Regions from separate parts of the Homo sapiens genome. Here region 2 is linked to region 1. A link is an interaction called in ENCODE POLR2A ChIA-PET data of the cell type or tissue named here. Cell type or tissue: GM12878. All regions are shown on one strand. Links, peaks and the distances in the headings refer to the core of each region. The heading gives the core; the rest is flanking DNA. Region 1 overlaps SH3BP5 (SH3 domain binding protein 5). Region 2 has its middle 28 kb from the start of METTL6.

Region 1 (8,569 bases), core at 2,425-7,424:
CAAAGTTCCAGGTGAAAGAGTGTTAGATAACAAAATGCCAAGTGTGACTCTTAGATTGGATCTTGGACCAGGAAAACCATTTTTGCCCTTTATTATAAAAGAATTTAGTGGGACAATTGATGCAATTTGGAGAAAGTTGTAGACCAGATTAATAGCGTTGTACCAATGTTAATTTTCTGACTTTGATTATTATACTCTGGTTATATAAGTGGATGGCCTCATCTTTAGGAAATATGCACCTGAAATATTTCAGGGTAAAGGGGCATGGTGTCTGCATCTTTCCCTCATTTTTTCCAAGTTTGAAATTATTTTAAACTAAAAAGTTAAAGAGCCTTTTGCCCTAACTCAGCCTCCAAATAGCAGCACTTCCCTTTGGTTATGGAATCTTGACACAGGCCAAGGATTGAAAGGAGGGCTGCAATGTTCTAGGAGGTGGAACTGGGTGCTCACCTGCTTGTTTGGAAACCCTTCATAGTTAGATCAGAGTTCTAAACCAGACCCTTTCTGTCTAGGAGGGAATTGGTTCTACTTAGGCCTTAAAAGGGTCCAAGACCCTTGTTAACCTCAGAGGAGGGAAACTTGAAGGAGAAAACCATGATGACCCTTATATTTTCTTACCTTGTCTCTGTCCTCTTAGTGAAAGGAACCTCTTGGTGGTTCAGATAAGGACAGGCAGTGTGATGCCTTGGAAAGGGTTGGAGTGAAGAAATAGGATGTGGCCTAAAAGCTGTTGAATGCACAGGGCTTGCCCAGAGGGTCTGGAGCTGCGCGATGCCCAAGCTGGGATTAGACTATTCTGCATTTTGTCCCACAACCCACTCAAATAGCTTAAATTAAAGGGAGGATTTTCTGAAAGGTTGTAGGAGTCTCATGGAACTCAAGGGAGGGGAAGTGTCACTGGCTCTGATGCGTAGGGAAACCACATGTTTCAGTTGGCCCTGGGCAGTCTTGGTGGATGCTTGTGGTCCCAGCACAGTTATTAATAGTGCCTCTCCTTATTCTCAAAAGTGTCCTGTTTGATTGATACATCATATGACTGTGTTGTCACAGGATTAGAATCAGGAACCCGGGCCATCTCTCACTGCCCCTCCCATGCCACCTCATGGTTCTCTGCACATTTGCTTTTTTCTGTCTCTCACCTCTGTTTTTGTCTGTCTCTCCCTCCTCTGGTTTCCTCTGTTCTGATTCCTAAGAGAGGGAGTCTTGTATTGGAAACACGGTGGCAAGTCCTCACAGAAGGAAGTAGCAGGTCTGGCTGACACTCTGAGGGGCCCCTACTCCTGAAGTTGGTCAGGGACTGAGATGGGAAAAGAAAAGGACTCAGGGGAAGGGGAATTAGGTCCCTGGTTTCCAGCAGTGATCTTGAAGTTCTCCCCAACTTGAAGATCCTAGTATATTCTTCCTATTCCATTCCTTTCCATTTGTATTTGTCACCTTGGGGCTGTTTCACCTGGGTCTTCTAGTTGGATGACACAAACTGCTGTGGAATTGGGCCTATGCCATGAGCAGGAGTGTTGTGGCTGGCTCCAGCTCCCTGGTGGTCTTCATCCATACCCCTGCTCTCTACCTCTGCTTCTTCCTGGCTCCTACACCCTCCTGCCTTGGCCTTTCTGGTTTGGCTCCCTTGCTCCCCCACTCTGCCCTGGTGTACTCTTTGTGCTTCTATCTCTGCTGCAGAATTCTTAAGGTAGAATCAGCTTGCTCTGGCCCTCAGGGCTATGAAAGCCCCTCCCAGCAGGAGCTGGGACTGAGAAGAAAAACCAGACAGAGGCGGGAGGGAAGGCATCCTGAGGCCCCCAAAAAGCATGGCAGGATCTCTCAAAGCAGAAAAGGATCTAGGGCTAGGCCTGTGCTGTGCAATAGGGCAGCCACTAGCCACACGCAGCTATTTAAATTATCATTAAGTCTTTTGAACCTGGGAGGCAGAGGTTGCAGTGAGCCGAGATCGCGCCACTGCACTCCAGCCCTGGCGACAGAGTGAGACTCCATCCCAAAAAACAATTAAAAAAAAATCACTAAGTTAATTAAGTTTTAATTTTTTGAGACAGAGTCTCGCTCTGTCACCCAGGCTGGAGTGCAGTGGGACGATCCTGGCTCACTGCAGCCTTGACCGCCTAGGCTCAAGCAATCCCCCTGCCTCAGCCTCCCATGTAGTTGGGACTATAGGCATGCAGTGCCACACCAGGTTAATTTTTGTGTTTTTAGTAGAGATGGGGTTTCATTATGTTGCCCAGCCTGGTCTCAAACTCTTGAACTCAGGAGATCCTCCCACCGTGGCCTCCCAAAGTGCTGGGATTACAGGTGTAAGCCACCGTGCCTGGCCCCTTGAAGTTAAGTAAAATACAAAACTCAGTTGCACCAGCCACATTTCAAGTGTTTGCTTGGCCACAAGTGGCTGTGGCTTCTGTGTTGGATGGCACAGATGTAGCACATGTCATCGTCACAGAAGTTCCGTCAGCCAGCACTGGAGAGCACTTGCTCCCTTTTCACCCAAGCGCTATTTAAAGTGGTTTCTTTGTGTGTTCTAGTAGCTGCCACAAGTGCTCTTAGAGAATAGATTGGATGGGTGAAAAGAAAGCATGATTTGTATTAGGTTGGTGCAAAAGTAATTGTGGTTTTTGCCATTAAAAGTGATAGTGAATGGAACATTTCAGTTGCCTTTACCACTGGCCAGTAAGTCAGGATGTTTTCATAGTGCCTTTTATCATAGAATTCTAGTATGTTCCTGCTAATGGAGACTTTCCTATCATTCTAGGGCTGGATTTCCCTAACTCCAGTTATTCTGCTGCTGCCGCCATCATTTTTGCCACATCCTAGGACTGCATGTGCTATTTATTCCACGTTGTCTTTTAAATTGGTTCATGTTTTTACTTCAGAATTTTTTTGAGACATTTCGCTCTTGTTGCCCAAGCTGGAGTGCAATGGCATGATCTCGGCTTATGCAACCTCTGCCTCCCAGGTTCAAACGATTCTCCTGCTTCAGCCTCACAAGTAGCTGGGATTACAGGTGCCTGCTACCATGCCCGGCTATTTTTTTATTTTTTTATTTTTTTTATTTTTTAGTAGAGACTGGGTTTCACCATGTTGGCCAGCCTGGTCTTAAACTCCTGACCTCAGGTGATCCACCCGCCTTGGCCTCCCAAAGTGCTGGGATTACAGGCGTGAGCCACTGTGCCCAGCCTTACTTCAGTTTGAAAAGGAAATAGCCTTATTATAAATGGAAAACCATCAAAGGAAAATACATTTTTTAAGCAGGTGTTTTTTTTAAAGAATAATATATATATAGGAAGTGCCCACCTTGTCAGGGTACAACTTATGACTTTCAGAGTAATGTTATGTTGTTTCTGGTGGATTGTTTTCCTTATCAAATTCTAGCAGATTCCCCTCTTTACGGAAGGCTCTGAGCCTGGATTAGCTTCCCTTTTCTTTAAGAAAGAGATTAACAAACGTATACAGGTGCTGAAGACATTGTGGTACCAAATGGAGTCTTTCTCCCTGACAAAATCAGAAGCATTTAAAAAAGATCTGAGAAGCAACAACTGCTTCATTCTTATTGAAAGTACACTCTTGTCTTTGGTTCAAGAGGGGTTTATGTAGAGCAGGCCTGAGGGCAGGTGGCGTGCAGCACACTGGAGATTTTTTGGCTGCAGGTCCCCCTTCACATTCTTGGTAATCATTGAGTACCCCAGAGAGCTTTGTTTTTGTGGATAATATTAATATTTGCCATATAAAAATCAAAAGACATTTATTTCTAAGGTCTATATTCATTAAGATGACAATCAGCCTATTACATGTTAACAAAAATAATACATTTTATGGAAAAGGACTATTTTTCCAAACAGAAAATTCAATGAAAGAGTAATTGTTGTACATGCTTTCGCAAGTCTTTTTAATGTCTGGCTTAATAGAAGAGCTGGATTCTCTCACCTACTTCTGCATTTCATGTCATTTCTTGCCATGTCACCTGTCAGGTAGCTTCTGGAAAACTCTACTGAACGCTCAGAATGACAGTGAAAATGGCAAGTCTTTATTAATGAAAATGGCTTCCATCTTGCAGACTCCTTGAAAAGGTTTCCAGGTGCCCCACCCCCACCCCCACCAGTGGTTTCGCCAGACCACGCTCTGAGAACCACTGGTGAAGTGACTGGCACACTGGACTACAAGACTGAAGATGGCTGGTTGCAGTGGCTCACGCCTGTAATCACAACAGTTTGGGAGGCCGAGGCAGGAGAATCGCTTGAGCCCAGGAGTTTGAGACCAGCCTGGACAACACAGACCTCATCTCTACAAAAAATTTAAAAATTAGCCGGGTGTGGTCATACGTGCCTCTAGTCCCGGCTACTTGGGAGGCTGAGGTAGGGGCATTGCTTGAGCCCAGGAGGTGGAGGCTGCAGTGAGCCATGATTGCGACACTGCATCCAGCTTGGGTAACAGAGAGAGATCCTGTCTCAAAAAACAAAAAACAAAAAATACTGAAGATGTCTGCTTACATCTAACGCTTGACACTTGATAGTCCTGTGACTTTATGCAAAGACATTAGGTCACCTGGAACTCCAAGGCTCCAGTTTTCTTTGTTTTTCTTTTTTTGAGACAGAATGTCTGTCACCCAGGCTGGAGTGCAGTGGCGTGATCTCAGCTCACTGCAACCTCCACTTCCTGGGTTCAGGCAATTCTCCTGCCTCAGCCTCCCGAGTAGCTGGGATTACAGGCACCTACCATGCCCGACTAATTTTTGTGTTTTTAGTAGAGATGGGGTTTTGCCATGTTGGCCAGGCTGGTCTCGAACTCCTGACCTCAGGTGATGTGCCTGCAGCCTCCCAAAGTGCTGGGATTACAGGAGTGAGCCACCGCACCTGGCCTCCAGTTTTCTTATCTGTAAACTCGGGATGGAAATTCTGGCTGAGCCTGTTTTACAGGGTTGTTGTGTGTCTCAGATAATGCCTGGGAAACCTCTTTCTGCCAACTGAAAGTGGTATACTTGTAAATGGCATTAGTAAGGATCTTTTGAAGTTTGGTGTCGTCTCTAACATGTAGGACAGTTATTTTTAAAACATCACCATCCCATCTTTATCTCACTTAATTCTGGGGACACCTGTGAAGAGGAAAAGCCAGGATTCTCAGTTTCCAGGCAAGGTAATTGAGGTGAGCAGGTGAGCGATTGGCCAGAAAACACTGACTCATCCTGTGTGCTTCATGTTCAACCTGCATGCTGCTTCCACTGTATACTGGTGCTGGCTGGTGTGGTTTAGCTTGAGCTCTTATCTGACACAAGGCTGTTTGTCTGACACACTGACACAGTCAAACAGGGAGACTCTACCACCCCCAGCAATTCTTTGCTTGAATAAATTACCTTCAGTCTGAGTCACCTAATGGATGAAACACAATTTTCACATTTGAAGAGCTGAGGCCTCCTCCAAGCAGAGGGAACTGTTTAAGAACTCTTTCAAGTGCTGATCTAAAAACTCCCTTGGTAAACAGCCCTGGGATGGTAAACGGATTCTTTTTCTTGACTGGTGGAAGATCTGCTTGCTCTCTCAGATAAGTTTGTACTTTTGAGCCACTCCCCTCCATGGCTCATTTTCTGCAGGGAAAGCAGTCAGCTTACTCTCCTCCCTGGACATTCCTGAAGCCACCCCCACTCTGATCTTGGAAAACACATTTGCTTGTAATTGCAGGAGACAAAGGATCACAGTCAAGTCTTTTCTTTAAGAAACAAGACAGAAAGTCTAAGTTCAATTGTGGCAAGGTGGTTTTAAGATGTATTGAAAGAAATGCTTTATAAAAGCTAGGTTGAACTAAATTCCACAGACTCTGCTCCTTATACACATGGCTTTATTGTTAGGCTCTCCCCTCATGATGCCAGGATGGCTGCTATCTGCTGCAGGCTTTCATTCCATCCTCTTAAACATCTCAAGTGGAAGAAATTTCCTCTAACAGTTGCAGAAAGGTCCCGAAATGAAGTCTCATTGGTTATGATGGGTCATGTCTATCGCCCCTGCTCATCGAACAATCACTGTGGCTAGGAGTATGACTGTGGCCAGGCCCTGTCACATCACTAGGGACTGAGAGGTGGGGGTGAGGACCAAGGAATATTACGGCTGTAACACTGGGGAGACAGGAAAGATTTTGGTTTGTGGCCTCTCATACCTCAATACTTCTGGGAACTGTTACCCAAGTAGCTGTGATCCTCAGTGGAATGGAAACAACTGGGTGGGCTTTTTCTTATGGGGGGGGGGTGGAGCGGGGAAGACTGGCTTTGTGTTCAGTTTCAATGCATCTTTGATGAATAGGCTTGTTGGTGGTTGGAAGTCAGCCAGTCATGCATCATTCCTGGCAGCACAGCCTCATTTATAGAAGGAAACGCTGATGTCAAATCAAGTCTTCTGGGTTTAATACCCTTTGATGGTCACACACTTAGTACAGATAGTCACAAAAAGGGCATCAAGTCAGACTGGCAGGCCCTGAACCTGCCCATCAGAATCACCTGAGGAGTCTTTTAACATACTCTGCACCCAGGTAACAATTTTGTAAAACCTAAATTTGATCAGGTCATGCCCCTGCTTAGAAAAATCTATGATATTTTACAGTTGAAAACAAAAAAGCAGGCATGGTGTTGTACACCTGTAGTCCCAGCTACTTGGAAAGGGCAGGAGGATCCCTTGAGCCCAGGAGTTTGAGGCCACAGTGTGATATGATCATGCCTGTGAATAGCCACCATACTCCAGCCTGGGCATCATAGCAAGACTCTGTCTCTTAAGAAGACAAAAACCCCATCGATTCTCGGCCTTTTGGCTAAGATCAAGTGAAAACAAAAACCCAAAAAACCCCCAAAAACAAAAACACAAAATCAAACAAAAAGCCCTATACTATCCCATTCTCCCACCCTACCCCTGTTTTTTTCTCCCCTAGCCAGTTAACTATATTAGTTTAATGTATTTTAGCTGATGGAGGTATTTATTTCTATGACCAAGTAGTATGTATTGTGTGACTACTTCTTGATTTTTTTCATTTGAGTGACTATCTGTGGACATCCTGCTATGGAAGATGAGGTTTTGTCTCTTTTCACCCTCTGTCCTGTACTTTTCCCATCTGCTGTCTTCTCAGCAGAATCCATTGTGGTCAGTATTTGATTACTTTATTGCAGCTAGGTAAGTGCTATTCACAGTTGAGCCATCTAGTAAACTATGATTATGTTTCCTTTTTGTGGTAGAATGCATTCTTTAATTATTTCTGACAAAGGGTGCATTGGAAATAAATTACTTGAGACTTAAGTAACCCTATGGGAAGAAAACCCATCACATAGAACTAGGTTAAAAGGTTTGATTTTGAGATGTGATTTATGGCCAAAGGAAGAGAAATGGCAAGTAGAGAATAGCAGAGGGAGACAGAATTTCAGTGATGAACTAGCACCAGAAAATCTTCTGCAAAGAAAGAAACAAGAAGTAATCTCCCCTTCTCCCCACTGTGCCATGCCCTCCCATTGTTCATGGGATTGAGTTCAGATGCCTTTATAATGGCCAGGAGGCGTCCTTGCTCCAGCCCCTACCAGGCCAGCCCGTCCGTCCGTGCTGGAGGGTCGAATGTCCCCCTTCTCTGTCTGGTGGAATCCTCTTTCTTCATGTCTGACTTGGGTTGGGTGGCCTTCTCAGCCGTGTGTCTGTTGCTCAACGTGTGTAAGTAGTCTTAGCACTGCTTGAGTTTAATTGTTCACTCTGCCATTTCCCAGCTCTGTGACCATGGGCAAGTTACCTTTCTTTTCCTTGCCTCTATTTCCTCCTTTATAAAATGTGAATAACAACAATAGCACCTACCTGTTAGGATTGTTAGCGATTGCACAAATTGGTGGGGTTAAAGCACTGACAGTAGTGCCTGCCACATAGCAGTCAGTCAGTCTGTGCCCTGTATCCATCCTTCTTTCTCCACAAAGGCAGCGTTGGTGGGTTGTATTCACCAGTGCCCCAGAGAGCTCTCAGCAAATCAGATATCTTTAGCGGCTGGGCAGGGAACCTGAATGAGTGATTCAGACACCAGAGTGATAGGGACTGGAGAGGAGGGTAACCCCTGCCTAAGGGGGCACCTTCTGCTCTGCTTCTAGCTATTTTTTTTCTTTAAATGAAAAGTTTGAGAATTCATTTTTTTTTTAAATGTGAATTTTCCCTGACGTTTACTACACAGCATATCAGCCAAATGTACTAAGCTTATTGGCCCGTAGGCCACTGCTTTGGGGCTCAATTCTCATTTAACAGAGTAGGCCTGGGGGTTGATGTGACCGGCTGTAGGCCACACGCTAACCGATCTGGCCCTCCGTTTTCTCACTGGTGTGAATGTGGACAGCACTGGCACTGGCCACCACCAGGGAGGTGACCGTGAGGATGCGGTCATGCATGCGAGTGCATCTTGCAGAGCGGCTGCCTGCACAGTGGAACAGGTTATTATGTCCACCGTGTCAGCTGCCCTCGCCTCTGGGAAACTCCCTGGGTGGTTTTTAATAGGGTCTCAGGGTCTCTTTTTATACCAGGAGGAAAAAAATTGTATGCATTTATTGAGCACTGACTGTGTGCCCAGAAAT
Region 2 (10,180 bases), core at 3,021-8,020, 88 kb before region 1:
TAAATAAGTAAAATAAATCAGATGTTTTTCACTTTTCCTTCCTGTCCTCCTCAAATGTGTGGTATTTCATTAAATTGTGTTCAATGGGTACCAGCTGGATGCAGGGCACTCTGGGGTCACTATGGCTGGAGTGCAGGGTAGGGGTGAAGGGATAGTGGGTGTCAGAGGCATTTGAACCAGAGTAACTCCATTTTGAATAGGGGCTGAGTAGAATGAGGCTGAGACCTGCTGGGCTGCATTCCCAGGAGGTTAAGGCATTCTTAGTCATAGGACGAGATAGGAGGTCAGCATAAGATATAGGTCATAAAAACCATGCTTATAAAGCAGGTTGTAATAAAGAAGCCAGCCAAATCCCAGCAAAACCAAGATGGCGACGAGAGTGACCTCTTGTCATCCTCACTGCTACAGTCCACCAGCCCCATCACAGTTTACAAATGCCATGGCAATGTCAGGAAGTTGCCCTTTATGATCTAAAAAGGGGAGGCATGAATAATCCACCCCTTGTTTAGCATATAATCAAGAAATAACCACAAAAATGGGCAACCAGCAGCCCTTGGGGCTACTCTGTTGAGTGACCATTCTTTATTCATTTACTTTCCTATAAATTTGCTTTCACTTTATGGACTCTGAATTATTTATTTTGCTAGATCCAAGAACCCTCTCTTGGGGTCTGGATTGGGATCCCTTCCCAGTAACATGCGCATGTGCTAGAAGGTAGGGAAACAGCTCCAGTCATATGTTCACTCAGCCAGAGTAAGATAAACTAGGAAAACAAATACACTCAGAAAACCAGGAGAAGGAAAAAGAGGAAGAAACGCTGTGGAAATCGTGAGTGCCATAACTGTCACTGTCATTTGGAAAGAATATTTTCACAGTGGAGGCATTATATTCTCTGGTCTGGGGCATGGCCACGGAGATGAGAACATGACACGTAGCTCCTTGGAGCATGTTGCCAAACATGTCTAGATCTATAAGAAAAATATCAGGACTGGCAAAATGAGACAACTCCTGAAAGAAAGAAACTGCTGACAAAATGGGCAAAATGGTCAATTCTAATTAGAAATAATTATAAATTAAATGAGGCCCAGCATGGTGGCTCATACCTATAATCCCAGCACTTTGGGAGGCTGAAGACAAGAAGATCACTTGAGACCAGGAGTTGGGAGACCAATCTGGGATACATAATGAGACCCCTACAAAAAAATTTTAAAAGCCAGTCATGGTGGCATATTCCTGAAGTCCTGGAACCACCTTTGCAAAATGTAACAGTGAGAAAATTACAACAGTGAAATAAATCTGACCTAACAGACTATATCTTGCTTCTAACCTCCAAGCTATCCTTGTTCATTCCTGAACTAACTTTAGGCTGAACTAACTTTGGGAGGAATTTAGTTTATAGTTTAACTTTGAAATGATGATAACAGCTCTTTCCTGAAATAAACCCTCTTCTTGCCTGGTGCCAGAGTGTCTTTTTAGGACGAATAAATTAGCCACAAGATTCGCAATTCCCCAATTACTCCTGCAATAACATCACTATTGTAGAACCTAAGATTGGCCTTTTGAGGTGTCTTTTCAGGTTTTTGCATTTCTTTTTTTTTTTCTTTTTCTTTTTTTTTTTTTTGAGATGGAATCTCACTCTGTTTCCCAGGCTGGAGTACAGTGGCACCCCATCTCGGCTCACTGCAACCTCCGCCTCCTCGGTTCAAGTGATTCTCCTGTCTCAGACTCCCAAGTAGCTGGGATTACAGGTGTGTGCCACCACGCCTGCTTAATTTTTGTATTTTTAGTGGAGAGGGGGTTTCACCATGTTGGCCAGGCCAATCTCAAACTCCTGACCTCAGGTGATCTGCCCGCCTCAGCTTCCCAGAGTGCTGGGATTACTGGTGTAAGCCACCATGCCCGGCCAGGTTTTTGCATTTCTGACGACTGCCACTCAGACCTGCCAGCTGTTCCTGTGGTCCCCACCCAGGAATCACTTCAGCCCAAGAGGATAGCTTCAACTCCATAAGATCTCATCTCTGACCCAACTAATGGGCACTCCCCATTCCCTAGCCCTGCTGCCCACCAAACTATCCTTGAAAAACCCTAGTCTGAATTTTTGGAGAGACTGTTTTGAGTAATAAAACTCTGGTCTCTCATTCAGCCGTGAATGAAAGTCTCTCCCCAGTGCAGTTTCTCTTGTCTTGACAGATTGGCTCTATCTGGGCAGCAAGCAAAATGAACCATTGTGTTACTGGAAAGAGGTCCCGATCTGGCTCTATCTGGGCAGCAAGCAAAATGAACCCATTGTGTTACTGGAAAGGGGTTCCAATCCAGACCCCAAGAGAGGGTTCTTGGACCTTGTGCAAGAAAGAATTCGGGGCGAGTTCATAGAGTAAAGTGAAAGCAAGTTTATTAGAGAAGTAAAGAAACAAAAGAATGGCTGGCTACTCCATAGGCACAGTAGTGGCATGGGCTGCCCCACTGAGTATACTTATAGTTATTTCTTGATCATATGCTAAATAAGGGGTAGGTTATTCATGAACGTTCTGGAAAAGGGGCGGGCAATTCCTAGAACTAAGGGTTTCTCCCCACTTAAGACCATATAGGGTAACTTCTAGGCATTTGTAAACTCATGGCACTGGTGGGCATGTGTTTTACCATGCTAATACATTATAATTAGTGTATTTTGAGCAGTGAGGATGACCAGAGATCACTTTTATTGCCATCTTGGTTTTGGTGGGTTTTGGCTGGCTTCTTTACCGCAACCAGTCTTATTAGCAGGGACTTTGTGACCTGTTTCTTTTTTTTCTTTCTTTCTTTTTTTTTTTTTTTTTTTTTGGCGTGAACATGGCTCACTGTATCCTTCACCTTTGAGGCTTTGTACATAACATTGTAAAACTGGGCCAGACACAATGGCTCATGCCTGTATTCCCAGCACTTTGGGAGGCTGAGATGGGTGGATCAGCTGAGCCCAGGAATTCGAGACCAGGCTGGACAATATGGTGAAACCCCATTTCTACAGAAAATACAAAACTGGGCTGGGCACGGTGGCTCACGCCTGTAATCCCAGCACTTTGGGAGGCCGAGGCGGGCGGATCACAAGGTCAGGAGATCGAGACCATCCTGGCTAACATGGTAAAACCCCATCTCTACTAAAAATATAAAAAATTAGCCAGGCGTGGTGGTGGGCGCCTGTAGTCCCAGCTACTCAGGAGGCTGAGGCAGGAGAATGGCGTGAACCCGGAAGGTGGAGCTTGCAGTGAGCCAAGATTGCGCCACTGCACTCCAGCCTGGGCGACAGAGTGAGACTCCATCTCAAAAAAAAAAAAGAAGAAAATACAAAACTGATCTGGGTGTGGTGGTGTGTGACTGTAGTCCCAGCTATTCAGGAAGCTGAGGTGGGAGGATCACCTGAGCCTGGGTAGGTTGAGGCTGCAGTGAGCTGATATCCAGCCATTGCACTCCATCACTCCAAAACTGTTCACAAGTATAGTTTCAGTTATGTTTAATGATAAATATTATTAAAGGATATGGAGATGCTATATGGGGGAAAAAACTTCACGCACAAGAAGGAAGCAATCCAAAACAGTTACAGTATTTATTTCAGGGTTGTTCAATTATAGCTGTTGCTTTTCTTCTTTATACTTTTCTGAAATTCATGTTTTCTGTAATGACCCTTTATTACTTTTACATTACCAAAAAAAGGTAGTCTAGCATCGTTAGAACTTCTTTATGAACTTCTTAAGTGTACTAAAATCCTTGTGACAATTCTACTAGAAATGCTATTTCAACCTGTGAGATTCCTACCCACCATGAGCTAAATGATACCTTCCAGAAATAAGAGAATGGGTTCTTTAAGGATATTTTCTTTTTTCTGTAGGGGAAAGGGGAACTTTTCGTTCACCCTCTGAAAGTTCAATAATTTGTCTCTGGAATAAACTTGACAGTAGACAGATTAACAAGAGGAAAGACACACAAATTTATTATGTGCACATATGCATGGAGGCCTCACAAAATATGAAACTCCCAGAAGAGCCAGTGTGTGTACCATCTTGAGGCCATGGAAAGGAATAGGGGACCTGGGGCTTGGTGGGGGTGCAGAGAGGGTGTGGAGAGGGTACATCTGGTGCTGCACTTGGTGGGGGTGCGGAGAGGAGGTCACGGCACAAATTCTAGAAGGGAGAGGGGAGGAAATGCACAGCCCACAAAGGTTGCCTTATGCAGATAAAATCTCTCAGGTAGCACCCTTCAGAAGGGTGGCCGCCTGTGGTAATCTCTATCTGGGACGTGTCGACCCACAATCTCCTCTTCCTGTGATATGATTTTTCCTAGTTCCATCTCTAGGCAGATAAGGGGGGCTCAGAGAAAGCCTCTGCTTGCATCTGCTGTTTGCTAATGTAGATTTCCTTTTACAAAATTCTTTCATAAATTTCTTTCACAAAAGGAGATCTTTTCAGAGCTATTCCTGTGTCTTTAGTTTCTTGGAATAGCCATCTCAAAATATGCCAAAGTATATTTTGAGGTGACATTAATTCTCGTCTTCCACAGTCATATTTTGGGGTGGTGTTCTGAGCCCCAACATTCCAGTCCCCTGGTCCCTGAATGTCATGGTGAGGTACCTTGGATGGGGATATTTTCACCTTTTGGGCTGCACTCTCCATGGCTGCTATGATTTTGGAAATGTTTATTCTTTAGTTTGGGGAAATTTACTTACTTGAACTATTTATTTAATGATTCCCTAACATCTAACACTTCTAGGACTACCCCCCAACCGCCCCCCGCCCCAGCCTCCAACACACACACACACACACACACACACACACACACACAATTTCTCCTGGAACTCTCTCTCTCTCTTTTTCTTTCTGTGAGACACCATCTCACTCCCGTCACCCAGGCTGGAGTGCAGTGGCACAATTGTTACCGGAAAGGGATCCCAATCCAGACCCCAAGAGGATTCTTGGACCTTGAGTAAGAAAGAATTCAGGTAAAGAAAGAATTTGAGTAAAGGGAAAGCAAGCTAAGAAAGTAAAGGAATAAAAGAATGGCTACTCTGTAGGCATAGTGGCCCTGAGGGCTGCTAGTTGGCTATTTTTATAGTTATTTCTTGAGTATATGCTAAACAAGGGGTGGATTATTCATGAGTTTTTTGGGGGCGAGGGGTTGGGGGGGCAGGGGAAGGAAAGGATAGGCAATTCCTGGAACTGAGGGTTCCTCCCCCTTTTAGACCATATAGGGTAACTTCCTAACATTGCCATGGCATTTGTAAACTGTCATGGCACTGGTGGGCATGTCTTTTTGCATGCTAATATATTTAATTATCATGTAATGCGCAGTAGGACCACCAGAGGTCACTTTCCTCACCTTCTTGGTTTTGGTGGGTTTTGGCCAGCTTCTTTACCACATCCTTTTATCAGCAAGGTCTTTGTGACCTGTACATTGTGCTGACCTATCTCATCCTGTGACTTAGAATACCTAACCTCCTGGGAATGCAGCCCAGTAGGTCTTGGCCTTATTTTACCCAGCGCCTATTCAAGATGGAGTCGCTGTGGTTCAAACACCTCTGACATGATCATGGCTCCCTGCAGCCTCAACTTCCCAGGCTCAGATGATCCTCCCACCTCAGCCTCCTGAGTAGCTAGGACTACAGGTACATGGGACCATGCCTGGCTAATTTTTTGTACTTTTTAATAGAGATGTGGTTTCACCATGTTGCCCAGGCTGGTCTGCAACTTCTGGGCTCAAGTGATCAGCCCACCTTGGCCTTTCAAAGTGTTGGGATTACAGGTGTGAGCCATGGTGGCTGGCCTGGAACTCTTATTGTAACTGCCTGACAGGTTCTTCCTGCCCACTGAACGAAGAAAATCAATTCTCAGCATTGGGCCAGCTGCAGTGGCTCATGCCTGTAATCCCAGCACTTTGGGAGGCTGAGACAGGCAGATCACTTGAGGTCACGAGCTCGAGGCCAGCCTGGCCAACATGGTGAAACCCTGTCTCTACTAAATAAACAAAAATTAGCCCAGTGTGGTGGTGTGCGCCTGTAATCCCAGCTACTTGGGAGGCTGAGGCAGGAGAATCACTTGAACCCAGGAGGCAAAGATTGCAGTGAGCCAAGATCACTCCACTGCACTCCAGCCTGCGCAACAGAGCAAGACTCTGTCTCAAAAAAAAAAAAAATCTCAGCATTGCAGTGGAGAGTTCAACTGACGCCAGGCCAGCCATGCCATGTGGGAGATGGAGTTATCACTCAAATCAGTCTCATCAAAGGCTTAAAGGTTAGGAGTTTTTCAAAGGTAGTTTGGGGGAAAGGGTGGGGGTGGCTAGACAGTGGGTGCTTGCTGCCGATTGGTTGGGGTGCAATCATAGGGATGTGGGAAATGATCTTCTTGCATGCTGAATCACTCCTGGGTGAGGCCACAGGAGCTGTTGATCAGTAGGTCCAGGTAAAGCATGGGTGTCAGACATGCAAGAAACCTGAGAAAGTATCCCAAAAGGTCAATCTTAGGTTCTACAGTAGTGATGTTATCTGAAGGAATAATTGGGGAAGTTGCATATCTTATGACCTCCAGAATTATGGCTGGCAATCGTTTATGTTTACACCTTAGCAGAATTCAGGCTCCTCTCTGCCCCCTAGCCCAGTGGTCTCTAATTAGCTTTACAAAGGTGATTGAGTTTGGGGGAAGGGCTATTATAATTTAAACTATAAACTAAATGTCTCCTAAAGTTAGCTTGGCAGCTTGAAGGCTAAAAGTGAAGATGGCCGAATAGGAACAGCTCCAGTCTACAGCTCCCAGCGTGAGCGACACAGAAGACGAATGATTTCTGCATTTCCAACTGAGGTACCGGGTGCATCTCACTGGGGATTGTCAGACAGTGGGTGCAGGACAGTGTGTGCCGTGCATTGAGCCCGAGCCGAAGCAGGGTGAGGCATCGCCTCCCCGGGGAAGCACAAGGGGTCAGGGGAATTCCCTTTCCTAGCCAAGGAAAGGGGTGACGGACGACACCTGGAAAATCGGGTCACTCCCACCCTACTACTGCGCTTTTCCGACAGTCTTAGCAAACGGCACACCAGGAGATTATATCCCGTGCCTGGCTCGGAGGGTCCTACGCCCACGGAGCCTCGCTCATTGCTAGCACAGCAGTCTGAGATCGAACTGCAAGGCAGCAGTGAGGCTGGGGGAGGGGCGCCCGCCATTGCTGAGGCTTGAGTAGGTAAACAAAGCGGTTGGGAAGCTCAAACTGGGTGGAGCCCACCACAGCTCAAGGAGGCCTGCCTGCCTCTGTAGACTCCACTTCTGGGGGCGGGCATAGCCAAACAAAAGGCAGCAGAAACCTCTGCAGACTTAAATGTCCCTGTCTGACAGCTTTGAAGAGAGTAGTGGTTCTTCCAGCACGCAGCTGGAGATCTGAGAACGGACAGACTGCCTCCTCAAGTGGGTCCCTGACCCCTGAGTAGCCTAACTGGGAGGCACCCCAATTAGGGGCAGACTGACACCTCACATGGCCAGGTACTTCTCTGAGACAAAACTCCCAGAGGAATGATCAAGTAGCAACATTTTCTGTTCACCAATATCCACTGTTCTGCAGCCTCTGCTGCTGATACCCAGGCAAACAGGGTCTGGAATGGACCTCCGGCAAACTCCAACAGACCTGTAGCTGAGGGTCCTGACTGTTAGAAGGAAAAGAAACAGAAAGGACATCCACACCAAAACCCCATCTGTACATCACCATCATCAAAGACCAAAGGTAGATAAAACCACAAAGATGGGGAAAAAACAGAGCAGAAAAACTGAAAATTCTAAAAATCAGAGCGCCTCTCCTCCTCCAAAGGAACGCAGCTCCTCACCAGCAATGGAACAAAGCTGGACGGAGAATGACTTTGATGAGTTGAGAGAAGAAGGCTTCAGACAATCAAACTACTCTGAGCTAAAGGAGGAAGTTCGAACCCATGGCAAAGAAGTTAAAAACCTTGAAAAAAGATTAGACGAATGGCTAACTAGAATAACCAGCGTAGAGAAGCCCTTAAATGACCTGATGGAGCTGAAAACCATGGCACAAGAACTACGTGACAAATGCACAAGCCTCAGTAGCCGATTCAATCAACTGGAAGAAAGGGTATCAGTGATGGAAGATCAAATGAATGAAATGAAATGAGAAGTTTAGAGAAAAAAGAAGAAAAAGAAATGAACAAAGCCTCTAAGAAATATGGGACTCTGGGAAAAGACCAAATCTACGTTTGATTGGTGTACCTGCAAGTGACGGGGAGAATGGAACCAAGTTGGAAAACACTCTGCAGGATATTATCCAGGAGAACTTCCCCAATCTAGCAAGGCAGGCCAACATTCAAATTCAGGAAATACAGAGAACACCACAAAGATACTCCTCGAGAAGAGCAACTCCAAGACACATAATTGTCAGATTCACCAAAGTTGAAATGAAGGAAAAAATGTTAAGGGCAGCCAGAGAGAAAGATCGGATTACTCACAAAGGGAAGCCCATCAGACTAACAGCTGATCTCTCAGCAGAAACTCTACAAGCCAGAAGAGAGTGGGGGCCAATATTCAACATTCTTAAAGAAAAGAATTTTCAACCCAGAATTTCATATCCAGCCAAACTAAACTTCATAAGTGAAGGAGAAATAAAATACAGACAAGCAAATGCTGAGAGATTTTGTCACCACCAGGCCTGCCCTAAAAGAACTCCTGAAGGAAGCACTAAACATGGAAAGGAACAACCGGTACCAGCCACTGCAAAAACATGCCAAATTGTAAAGACCATCGAGACTAGGAAGAAACTTCATCAACTAACAAGCAAAATAACCAGCTAACATCATAATGACAGGATCAAATTCACACATAACCATATTAACCTTAAATGTAAATGGACTAAATGTTCCAATTAAAAGACCCAGAGTGGCAAATTGGATAAAGAGTCAAGACCCATCAGTCTGCTGTATTCAGGAAACCCATCTCACATGCAAAGATGCACATAGGCTCAAAGTAAAGGGATGGAGGAAGATCTACCAAGAAAATGGAAAACAAAAAAAGGCAGGGGTTGCAATCCTAGTCTCTGATAAAACAAACTTTAAACCAACAAAGATCAAAAGAGACAAAGAAGGCCATTACATAATGGTAAAGGGATCAATTCAGCAAGAAGAGCTAACTATCCTAAATATATATGCACCCAATACAGGAGCACCCAGATGCATAAAGCAAGTCCTTAGAGACCTACAAAGAGACTTAGACTCCCACACAATAATAAGGGGAGACTTTAACACCCCACTGTCACATTAGACAGATCAACGAGACAGAAAGTTAACAAGGATATCCAGGACTTGAACTCAGCTCTGCACCAAGTGGACCTAATAGACATCTACAGAACTCTCCACCCCAAATCAACAGAATATACATTCTTTTCAGCACCACACCACACCTATTCCAAAATTGACCACATAGTTGGAAGTAAAGCACTCCTCAGCAAATGTAGAAGAATAGAAATTATAACAAACTGTCTCTCAGACCACAGTGCAATCAAACTAGAACTCAGGATTAAGAAACTCACTCTCAAAACCACTCAACTACATGGAAACTGAACAACTTGCTCCTGAATGACTACTGGGTACATAACGAAATGAAGGCAGAAATAAAGATGTTCTTTGAAACCAACGAGAACAAAGACACAACATACCAGAATCTCTGGGACACATTCAAAGCAGTGTGTACAGGGAAATTTATAGCACTAAATGCCCACAAGAGAAAGCAGGAAAGATCTAAAATTGACACCCTAACGTCACAATTAAAAGAACTAGAGAAGCAAGAGCAAACATATTCAAAAGCTAGCAGAAGACAAGAAATAACTAAGATCAGAGCAGAACTGAAGGAAATAGAGACACAAAAAACCCTTCAAAAAATCAATGAATCCAGGAGCTGGTTTTTTGAAAAGATCAACAAAATTGATAGACCGCTAGCAAGACTAATAAAGTAGAAAAGAGAGAAGAATCAAATAGATGCAATAAAAAATGATAAAGGGGATATCACCACTGATCCCACAGAAATACAAACTACCATCAGAGAATACTATAAACACCTCTATGCAAATAAACTAGAAAATCTGGAAGAAATGGATAAATTCCTTGACACATACACTCTCCCAAGACTAAACCAGGAAGAAGTTGAATCTCTGAATAGACCAATAACAG

The links. ChIA-PET counts read pairs that join two places held together with the same protein. Peaks named below come from ENCODE experiments on the same cell type or tissue, not always from the same donor. Only the 100,000 strongest peaks of a DNase experiment are listed, where the experiment ranks them.
Region 2: POLR2A ChIA-PET joins it to region 1 with 5 read pairs; 2 of 35 experiments call an interaction of 5 or more read pairs at or near these places.

The regions. Positions count from the first base shown.
Region 1 is chr3:15,307,574-15,316,142 of GRCh38, reverse strand. The region is part of intron 2 of SH3BP5 (SH3 domain binding protein 5); the gene reads left to right. Among named protein-coding and RNA genes, the nearest start is that of SH3BP5, 21 kb to the left of the region's middle. In GM12878, for the core only: no CTCF peak of the experiment used is centred there; a DNase peak (open chromatin) is centred at 5,312; H3K27ac peaks cover 1,334 bases.
Region 2 is chr3:15,394,177-15,404,356 of GRCh38, reverse strand. It overlaps a transcript of METTL6 not described here. Among named protein-coding and RNA genes, the nearest start is that of METTL6, 28 kb to the left of the region's middle. In GM12878, for the core only: a CTCF peak has its summit at 5,328 (motif pointing right); a DNase peak (open chromatin) is centred at 5,342.